2 separate regions of the Homo sapiens genome follow, and region 1 is linked to region 2. A link is an interaction called in ENCODE POLR2A ChIA-PET data of the cell type or tissue named here. Cell type or tissue: PC-9. All regions are shown on one strand.

Evidence for each region. ChIA-PET counts read pairs that join two places held together with the same protein. Peaks named below come from ENCODE experiments on the same cell type or tissue, not always from the same donor. Only the 100,000 strongest peaks of a DNase experiment are listed, where the experiment ranks them.
Region 1: POLR2A ChIA-PET joins it to region 2 with 5 read pairs; 3 of 35 experiments call an interaction of 5 or more read pairs at or near these places.

Annotation. Positions count from the first base shown.
Region 1 is chr2:189,415,033-189,420,032 of GRCh38, forward strand. It overlaps a transcript of COL5A2 not described here. Among named protein-coding and RNA genes, the nearest start is that of WDR75, 24 kb to the right of the region's middle. In PC-9, no CTCF peak of the experiment used is centred here; no DNase peak of the experiment used is centred here.
Region 2 is chr2:188,627,189-188,632,188 of GRCh38, forward strand. No RefSeq gene overlaps it. Among named protein-coding and RNA genes, the nearest start is that of DIRC1, 160 kb to the right of the region's middle. In PC-9, no CTCF peak of the experiment used is centred here; a DNase peak (open chromatin) is centred at 2,313.

The sequences.
Region 1 (5,000 bases), 790 kb after region 2:
AACTCTGGACTGGGTTTATCTTATTACTTTCTTTCTAGTCTCTTAAGTTAAAAACTTAATTATTTTCCATCGTCTTTGTGCTCTAATAAATGCCACTGAAAGATATAAACTTTCCTCTGAATATTGCTTTCTTTGCAGTTATGGTAAGTTAGCACTCCCATCATTTATTTCTAATAGTGATATGTTCTATTATGATGACATTTTAACTTCAGTTATTTAGGGTAAATTTTTTTAAATTTTCAAATAGATAATTTAATTTTGCTTTCCTCAATATTCTTTAGACAATTATTTATAATTTTGAATTTTCTTGAACCGTGGTCAGTAAATATGGCCTGCAGGATGTATGCTATTATCCTTTATGGTCTAAACGATGGTCTTTTTTTTAATATTCCATGTGCATTTCGGGAAAAAAGTATGTTGTCTATTGAATGTGTATGTAAATTAGATCAATCTAGTTAATTGTGTTATTGAAGAATTCTGCCTCTCTACATTTTTCTACTTGGTCAGTGGATTTGTAATTGTCAACTTCACCTTTAATTTCTATTGGTCCTGTTTTAAGTAGTTTGAAGCTATGTTGTTGAATCATAACATGTCCATAAAATATCTTCTTGATGGAATGGAATATATATACATTTTTCTTTTTTTTGGAGACAGTCTTGCTCTGTCGCCCAGGCTGGAGTGCAGTGGCACGACCTCGCCTCACTGCAAGCTCCGCCTCCCAGGTTCACGCCAGTCTCCTGCCTCAGCCTCCCAAGTAGCTAGGGCTACAGGCGCCTACCACCACACCCAGCTAATTTTTTTGTATTTTTAGTAGAGGCGGGGTTTCATCGTGTTAGCCAGGATGGTCTCGATCTCCTGACCTCGTGATCCTCCCACTTTGGCCTCCCAAAGTGCTGGGATTACAGGCGTGAGCCACTGCACCTGGCCAATGGAATATATTTTTAAGCAACATAAAAGTAACTGTTTGTTCCTTTGAAAATAATTTTCCCTGAATAATACTGATTTATTGTTAAAACTACATTCCTACAACAGGTGCTGGAGAGGATGTGGAGAAACAGGAACACTTTTACACTGTTGGTGGGACTGTAAACTAGTTCAACCATTGTGGAAGTCAGTGTGGCGATTCCTCAGGGATCTAGAACTAGAAATACCATTTGACCCAGCCATCCCATTACTGGGTATATACCCAAAGGATTATAAGTCATGCTGCTATACAGACACAAGCACATGTATGTTTATTGCGGCACTATTCACAATAGCAAAGACTTGGAACCAACCCAAATGCCCAACAATGATAGACTGGATTAAGAAAATGTGGCACATATACACCATGGAATACTATGCAGCCATAAAAAATGATGAGTTCATGTCCTTTGTAGGGACATGGATGAAGCTGGAAACTATCATTGCCAGCAAACTATCGCAAGGACAAAAAACCAAACACCGCATGTTCTCACTCATAGGTGGGAATGGAACAATGAGAACACATGGACACAGGAAGGGGAACATCACACACCGGGGACTGTTGTGGGGTAGGAGGAAGGGGGAGGGATAGCATTAGGAGATATACCTAATGCTAAATGACGAGTTAATGGGTGCAGCACACCAACATGGCGTATGTATACATATGTAACAAACCTGCACGTTGTGCACATGTACCCTAAAACTTAAAGTATAACAATAATAAAATTTTTTAAAAAAATCCTTTTATAGTATCTGTTATATTTTTTCCTGACTTTATTTCAAAACTTCTGTATTTTGTTCTAGACTATGTCTTTTGAAAACACATTTGTAGCCCACTGAATTTGCTCTCCTAATATTCTTTGTCTTTTTTTATTGGGTTGTTTAGGGGACTTTTGTTCAATGCATAAGATAAGAGCTTTTTAAATTATTAGACAAACCCTTTGTCATCTGCTTAAACATTTTTTTTCTAAATCTTTCATATGTTCACTTATTAATTTGTTTATGGTGTTTTTGCTACATAAAGGATTTTTATTTGTATAAAGTTAAAAATACATAGCTATTTTTTATGGCATAAGGATTACCAGCCTTGGTGAATAAGGTCATCTTTCCCCTAAATTTTAAACGTTCTTCTAGATTTCCTTGAAAATTTCCAATTGTTTTGATGTTGCGATTACTTAATTATTCCATCTGGAATTTATGGACTAAAACAGAAGTCTATTTTTATTTTATTGCAATTGTTAATCAGTTAAGATAGTACAACATATTACGGCATCACTAAATATGATTTCTTACAGAATTGATCTACCAACTTTGTCATATATAAAATTTCTGGAATCTATTTCTATATTAATTATTCCATTTTAATGATAATTTGTCTCTTTCTAGGATAATAGTGACTGTGACATGTTTTGATTTCTGGTAAGTTAAGTCTTCCTTACTATTCTTTTTTTTTCACATTTGGTTGACTATTCCATGGCTTTCATGTTTCTATATAAATTTCCAGATTATTTTGTTTAAACACAAATAAATCCCTGTTGGAATTCTAATTGGAACTGCATTTTAGTTATACATTAATTTGATGAGGGATTAATATTTTTATGATATATAACCTTCCCATTCAAGAATATAAAATGTTCTATTCACTATTTCTATATCAACTTTTTTTCATTCCCACATATGGATGAGAATATGAGATATTTGTCTTTCTTTGTCTGGCTTATTTCATTTAACGTGATGTCCTCCAGTTCCATCCATGTTGCTGCAAGTGACAGGATTTCATTCTTTTTATGGCTGAGTATTGTTCCATTGTGTGTGTGTGTATATATATATACACATACATATATGTGTATATATATATGCACACACACAATACTTTCTTCATTCATTGTTGGACACTTTGATTCCATATGTCAGCTATTATCATTAATGCTGCAATCATCATGGGAATGCAGATACCTCTTCAACATACTGACTTTGCTATTTAATTTATATTTATTTGTATTGAAATCTTGTTCATTTATTTTTTTAATTTGTAATATATTCATGTGGGACAGAATTCAAAATGTACAAAAGGAAGAGTTATCTTAAAAGATTATGAAGTATATGACTGATTTATGAACTCACCAATAATGAACAGCGAAAACACATGGATAAACAATTTGTAAAAGAAGAAAAAAAATGACATGTCTTTCCATTTGTTTAAATTTTCATTTTAATAAAAATTTGTTTTCTCAAATAATTTGTAATCTTCACTGTCATTTCCTGAAACTTTTCTATCATCTGCATAATGAGTTAATGGGGATATGATAAGAAAATCTTGAATGGTGGCACCAGTATCTATGACTCCTCCCTGAGGATGAAGTTTGGCTTTGGTTTATTATTTTGGAAAGGAGAAGGAGCTCCAAAAGTTATCACTTAGTCTTTTCTAACTCAGTGACCATGACCTACATGGAAAAAAGAGCTAAAATAGGATATCTGCTTTTGCTGAGTATACTATTCCAACTATAAGTTCAGGAACTGAGAAAATAACCACAGAACAGGTTTGTGGAGTCACTAGGCCCTTGTAAGATAGACATGGACACGAAGTCCATTTTCCTCTGATTTATGGAAAATAGTAGCTATGCAGGCCTTTAGAGATTATCAATAGTTCAGAGCCAGTATTAATATTCTCAGAGAAGTCTTTGTACTTCCTTTTCCCAGAGCACAATTATCCTGATAAATGGCCACTTGATCCTTTTAGGTAAGACTAGGGGAAAGATCTCTAGCATGTAATCTGATGTTATGGTTAGGTCTTTCCTCAGCAAGACTCAGTCCCTCTTTAATTCTAAGAATGAATACACCTGAGTATGGAAAATGAGAGAGGACCATAACCCAAGTCTGGGAATTGGGGGAGTAAATTTAGGCCTCTGTTCATAAGACCAAGGGATTTCTTGGCTATACAGATAAAGTATGACTTAGTGGGTGATCCAAATGTAATAGTTACAGGAACCTGAAGGCCAAATAGTTACCACCAAAACCCAAACCCCCAAGGGTAACCCACAATCAATACACAGAGCCCATCAGGAAAATCCTCTTGTTGATCCTCAGGAAGATGATTCTGAGAAGCATCTTCATGCTCTTTAAATGTTCTGGGTAGGACTGAGTCCACTTGCTCATGAGATGACCTCAATAATGTCCCTTATATTGACTTTTCTTTCTCTCATAATCTCTCTAGTCCCTCATTTCTGCTATCTAGAATTTATCTCCTAGTCTACCAATGTACAAGTTCTTATCCCTGGCCCTGTAAATTGCTAATTACAGTATTTTAACAATTAACAATGTACTCTACACGTACACAAAAGTCACTAATGCAGGAAAGAATACAATCATTAGTTTTCAATTTTTTTAGGCAATCTAGGAACAAGATGTTAAAATTCATCACAATATTACAAAACAAGTAGAACCACAACAACTGCCTGGAAATTGGTCTTGGTTTTATTTTTAAGGTTGAAAGTCAAATAAAAATAAAAAATTAGGCCAAGTACGGTGCTCACAACTGTAATCCCAGTACTTTGGGAGGCCAAGAGAGGAGGATCACTTGAGGTCAGGCATTCAAGATCAGCCTGGGTAACAGAGAAAGACCCCATGTCCACAAAATAATTTTTTTTTTAATTAACCAAGAGTGGTGGCACACGTCTATAGTCCTAGCTACTGGAAAGACTGAGGCAGGAGGATCGCCTGACCCCAGGACTTTGAGGCTGCAGTGAGCTATGATCCTACCACTGCACTTCAGCCTGGGCAACAGAGCAAGACCAAGAAAAGAAGAAAAACAGAAAAGAAAAGAAAAGAGAGGAGAGGAGAGGAAAGGAAAGGAAAGGAAAAGAGGTGAGAGGAGAGGAGGAGGAGGAGGAGAGGAGAGGAGAGGAGAAGAGGAGGAGGAGAAGAAGGAGAGGGGAGGAGAGGAAAGGAAAGGAAAAGAGGTGAGAGGAGAGGAGAGGAGAGGAGGAAGAGGAGGAGGAGAGGAGAGAGGAGGAGGAGGAGATGAGAGGAGGAAAAGA
Region 2 (5,000 bases):
TTTAAAGTTTTATTCCTTTACACACTTTAGGAATTCTATTTTTCTTTTTGCATGTGGATCCTTTGCCCTCTTTTTTTTAACCTAAGTTATCCCCTTGCTCAAAGCTTTTAATACCCCTTCCTCCAGTCTCTGTCTGATACTCAATGCCTTCTACAGCATAATCCTATAATGATACAAAGGGGAAAGAGTCAGTTGGAAAAGTCTTATACTTCTCCCTTTTCTTTCTTGGAACATAGGCATTATGCCTTGATGTGCAATAGTCAGTTTGTGCTACAAGCAGCTTCTCAATTATGTCTCCTCCTACGTTCCTGTGCAAGAGGAGGCTGGATCTAGGCATTCTAAAATGGTAGAATGCAAATTGCATTTATTTCTAAAGGTTCATTTTCGAGGCAGCTCTGAGTCCATAATGTTTATGAAACCCCTTCGTAGTGGAGCTCTAAAGACCTATTAAAGATACAAAACTTTTTGAGGTCCTTGGAGACCTGTGTGTTTGGAACAGAGATCTGTTTTATTGCCAGATTATGGAGCTAAGATACAGGGAGAGTGAAAGGCATGTCTCTAAATTATATGCATGTCAGTGGAGATGTTACAAATCACCTCCCAGCTGATTGGTCTCCAGCTTGATAGTTCCATTCTCCAAACCTAATCTTAAATGCACTATTACACAGTTACAGTCTTGATGCATATGGATGTTTTAGGGCTTTCTGGGGATTATCTATGTTGGGTCTGAGCAAAATTTTGTGATACAGATAAATGTTACTCCTACTAGGCCATTGATGGGGAGTTAGAGATTTGTTAGTGTGGATGAGATGATCAATTGTGATAGACCCTGGATGGATGTGATTGTGTGTTCTTACTGGAATGAAGGCTGGACAGTCAGTAAGAGAAGACTCAAGCTCAAGTAAGACTGAGCATCACAACAATGTCCCTTGAAGGAGTCTTTTATTTTGTCCCATATTTGACATTTTTTCTTGGCTGCGATTTCAATGCCTTTTAAGGGAAAGCACAGAAAATATAATTTCTTTTCTTTCTCTTTTTAGGATCTTCATTGAGACATTTTCTTTAAAACAAAAGTCAGATTAACCAAAGAAAAGCAAACAGAAGTTTATTAATGCATGTTGTACTCATTACATGGCAGAGGCCTCAGTTCAGAAGTATTTCTCTCTCAAGGCAATGACTTAGGGGCCTTGCTTAAACAGTATTTTAACAAACAGCCATAAATACTATATAGTGACAAGCCTAAGAAGAGAGTAACTTTAGGCTTCCAAAAGGTAGGAAAATGTGGGAAGGTAAATTTTTGGGAAGAGAAGAGCCTGCTCCTGGGTCCTCTCGTGCTGCTTTCTGTGAGTTCTGTTTCTGATCTGATACAGGCAGAGGAGGGACAGAGTGTGCCCATGTGTTTAATTTTTTTTAGGTCCACAATTCCCAGTATTTTAGAGAGGATGATTTTGTTTTTCCTTAACTTTCTTAGGTATCATGGCAGAGGTTGAGTACACAGGCTTCCCTGTCCTGCCTTACAAGTTCTTGCTGGCCTGTGCTTCCCCAACTTCTTCAACCCACCAATACCATCCTTTCCTACCTCAAATAAGAAAAAAACTACCTTGTCTTGTTTCACAAGGAAACTTACGTCCTAGTACCAGTTACTCAGAATCACTTGCAGAAAACAAAAAAACATTATCTAGTTCCTAGATAACATGGGGAGGCTTAATCATTCAGTTTCCTCATGAGATATATATGTATGTTCTCCATTTAAAATAGGTGATTATTTCTATTTTGCCTCATTTAAGCTATGTGGTCTATATTGCCCCTTAAGGGCCAAGGCAGAAAAGAAATGGGGGGATGGAGCCATTTATCTCAAGGGACATCCATTTGTTTTGAATCCTTAAAGTCCCAGTGCTAAGGATTCTGAAAATGTTCTTGATATGGGAAACCTCCAGGCTCTAGCCTTCTCTTGCAGAATCAGCCAGAAGCCTGGGAAAATCTGAGAGGGAAGGATGAAAATAAAGGAAGGATGACTACTGCAGAGGCATGCAATGTTTTTTGGGTTTTTTTTTTTTTTTTTTTTTTTTGTGGTTGACATAATAAAACATCAGGAACAAGAAACACGGCACACAACCCATGATGGAGACACCAAAAAGCCCCAAATTGGGGCATTCCCCATTCCTGACTATGGAATTTAGTATTTAAGAGTCTCACAATCCCCAAGGTTCCACAGTGTAATCCTTATTATTGGATCCAGGAGTTGGCAGTTGTTTCCCTTTTGTTTACAGATCAGTTATTCCATCCATGGCCTCAGGGATGTGAGTAATCCTGTAACAAAGAATTCTGGGAGTGGTTAAAAGTCATGGCTGGCCAACATTTCAATAAGCTTGAGGTGCCTTCAGCGAAGGGCAGGGCATAGACCAGTGGGCTTCTAAAAGGCCAGGCAGAAGAATCCAAGGGATCTGAGTCTTCATTCTCTGGAGCGACTGCTGATTACAAGCACATGGCACAGAATTGTGACGGGACCCCTGGGGACAGGTCTTGAATGAATCCCTTTTATACTTCTCTCCACAGTTTATGACATCTAGGTTTAGGAAAGCAGAGTGTAGATGGGAAATGTTAGAAAAAGCACAGGATGCTCTTTTTTTTTGGAGTGTTTTAGATACTTTACTTGAGAATGCTGCACTGTAAAAGCCAAGCCAGGCCAGTGAACTAGAAGATAAAATTTCCTCTTTCTTTGTTCATTGCATCTCATGCAGAAGTGCTGCTGTCTTGAAGTCTGGCATAGGCTCTGCTCTATATGGCCTTGCTCTGCTCAGAGGGCATTGGCTATAAATGGAAAGGGGTGTGGGAAGTTTAGAAAAAGCTCACTGGGTTGATATTTCTTTCACAATCCTTTGTTTAAGTCCTAGCCAAGAAAACCCCTGGAGGAAGGGCAGGGGACCTAAAGGTAATGGGCTCTGCAAAGAACCAAATGTGCAGTTATTCTTTTTGACTTGCTGTGGGCATTAGGGCTGTCAGCCAAACTCCTGGAGGCCTTGGAAGAGAAAGTAGTTCTAAAGCTCTGTTTCTCCTTAATCTGTCTCAACAAAAAAAAAAAGAAAGAAAAGAAAAAGCCTGACATTCAAATTGTAAAAACTTTTTCTCAGCTTCAACTGGGGGAGAGTAAAGAAGGTTAAAAGTCAGCATTCATTCCATTCTTGAATGTTAAGAACATCTTTACAATCCTGCTGAGAGCAAGCACAAATGGATCTTAAAGGTCACATATGTTAGCAGTCTGATGTTGACATAAAGGCAGCCAATTTTGATAGCTTTACAGATGGCTCCTGGTTGACATTCCTACCCAGATTCTCCATGAACTGTTCTAGACCTGAAAAGCCTATGACAGAATGGGAAGGGGACCGTGGAATGAGAAAGGAGGCATAAAGCTTTGTGCCTGCTCTAGGCTTCCAGGCCCCAGTTCTCCCATAGAACTTTCAGCAAAACCAGGGCAAGACCTTCCATAACAGTGCATTATACTACATTTAATTTCCATTATAGTGTTTCAATGTATACAATGCTATGTGTGTAAGTTTTAATCTATACACTAGGACAAGTACCCCAATCAAGAATATATAATTCAGGGTTAGATAGTTAGCATTTTAAATACCTGAATTAAGAATTCACACACCAGAGAAAGTTAACAGAGAGGAGCTTTAAATAATTCTACTTTAATCTGCCTTAGAGAGTTGATTATTTTTCATAAGGAATGGTAGAAGTCCTTGATGGCCTAGACAAAATAGGCAGCTCAGCTCTTGTATTAATGGAAGAAAGGACCTGGCTGGATAATATCCTAGGCTTGGAATTTGTACTGGTCTTGTGCAAGGCCACCTATAGATAATTCTGCCCTGACTCTGATTAGATTAACAGAATCCTGACACTAAGGTAGTATCGAATATGCCTCAGACGAGCTTTTCATGTAGGTCCTTCCTGGAATGCCTAAACCTCAGAACTCACCAGTTCATAGTGTTAGAGTGGGTAGCTAAGCAGACATGAGCAGGGCAGGAGATGGTACCCCCTCCCCAGGAATGTCAGGTGACCATCACGTGATGGTCAGCGGGTTGTTAAACTGTCTGTCTAAAACAATAATTGGTCGAAGCTGGCACTAGGGAAAGGCAAACTCTCAGTAGGTGGAAAACACCTGATGCTGGTTATCAGCGGCTTCCTAATAAGATCTCAGGAGTTGGGTGAGCAGCCTCAGCATGTACACTAAGAGGCAAAATGGCAGAGTTTAACTGGTATATGAACTTCCTTTAGGAACACTGGACTGGTAAGGGAAAAAATACCTCAAATGAGCATGTGCACAACTTCAGTAAACACATACACATTTCACACGTAGCGCCTCCTAAGTGCTGGCAGGCCACTGTGCGTGCATCCTGCCTGCCCCAAGGAAAACTCAAGGGAGGAGACACACAAACCCTGGAACCATTCCAATGTGTAAAAACTCCATGTCAAGGGTCTGACTGGGTACTTGGATCTCTCAAGTCATCTGCTTGACTCTCTTCCAAGTTTACTTTACTTCCTTTTGTTCCTACTCAAAAACTTGAAAAAAAATGTTCACTCCTGCTCTAAAACTTGCCTTGGTCTTTCCTTCTGTCTTGTGCCTCTCAGCTGAAATTTTTCCTCCAAGGAGGCAAGAATCATGTTTGCTACAGACCTGTTGGATTCACCACTGCTAATGATAGAACAGATTATATGACACTTTTGTGCCTGCTTACTACTAAATGTTATGTAAATATGCCAGAATTCGTTCTAAGTTTCATTTATTATATCTTATCATTTAATATGTATAAACCCAGGTTAGGGGTACAAATGGAGGCCCACATACCATAGCTTTAAAGGTTTAAAATTATAAATCAAGTTGGCAAACTTTAAATTATGTTTTTCCTTCTACCTTGACAACACTGAAACACTATTTATTAATGTCATCTGAGAAGAAGAATGTAATAAATTGACTAAGTTGCCTTTTCTCTTAGTGA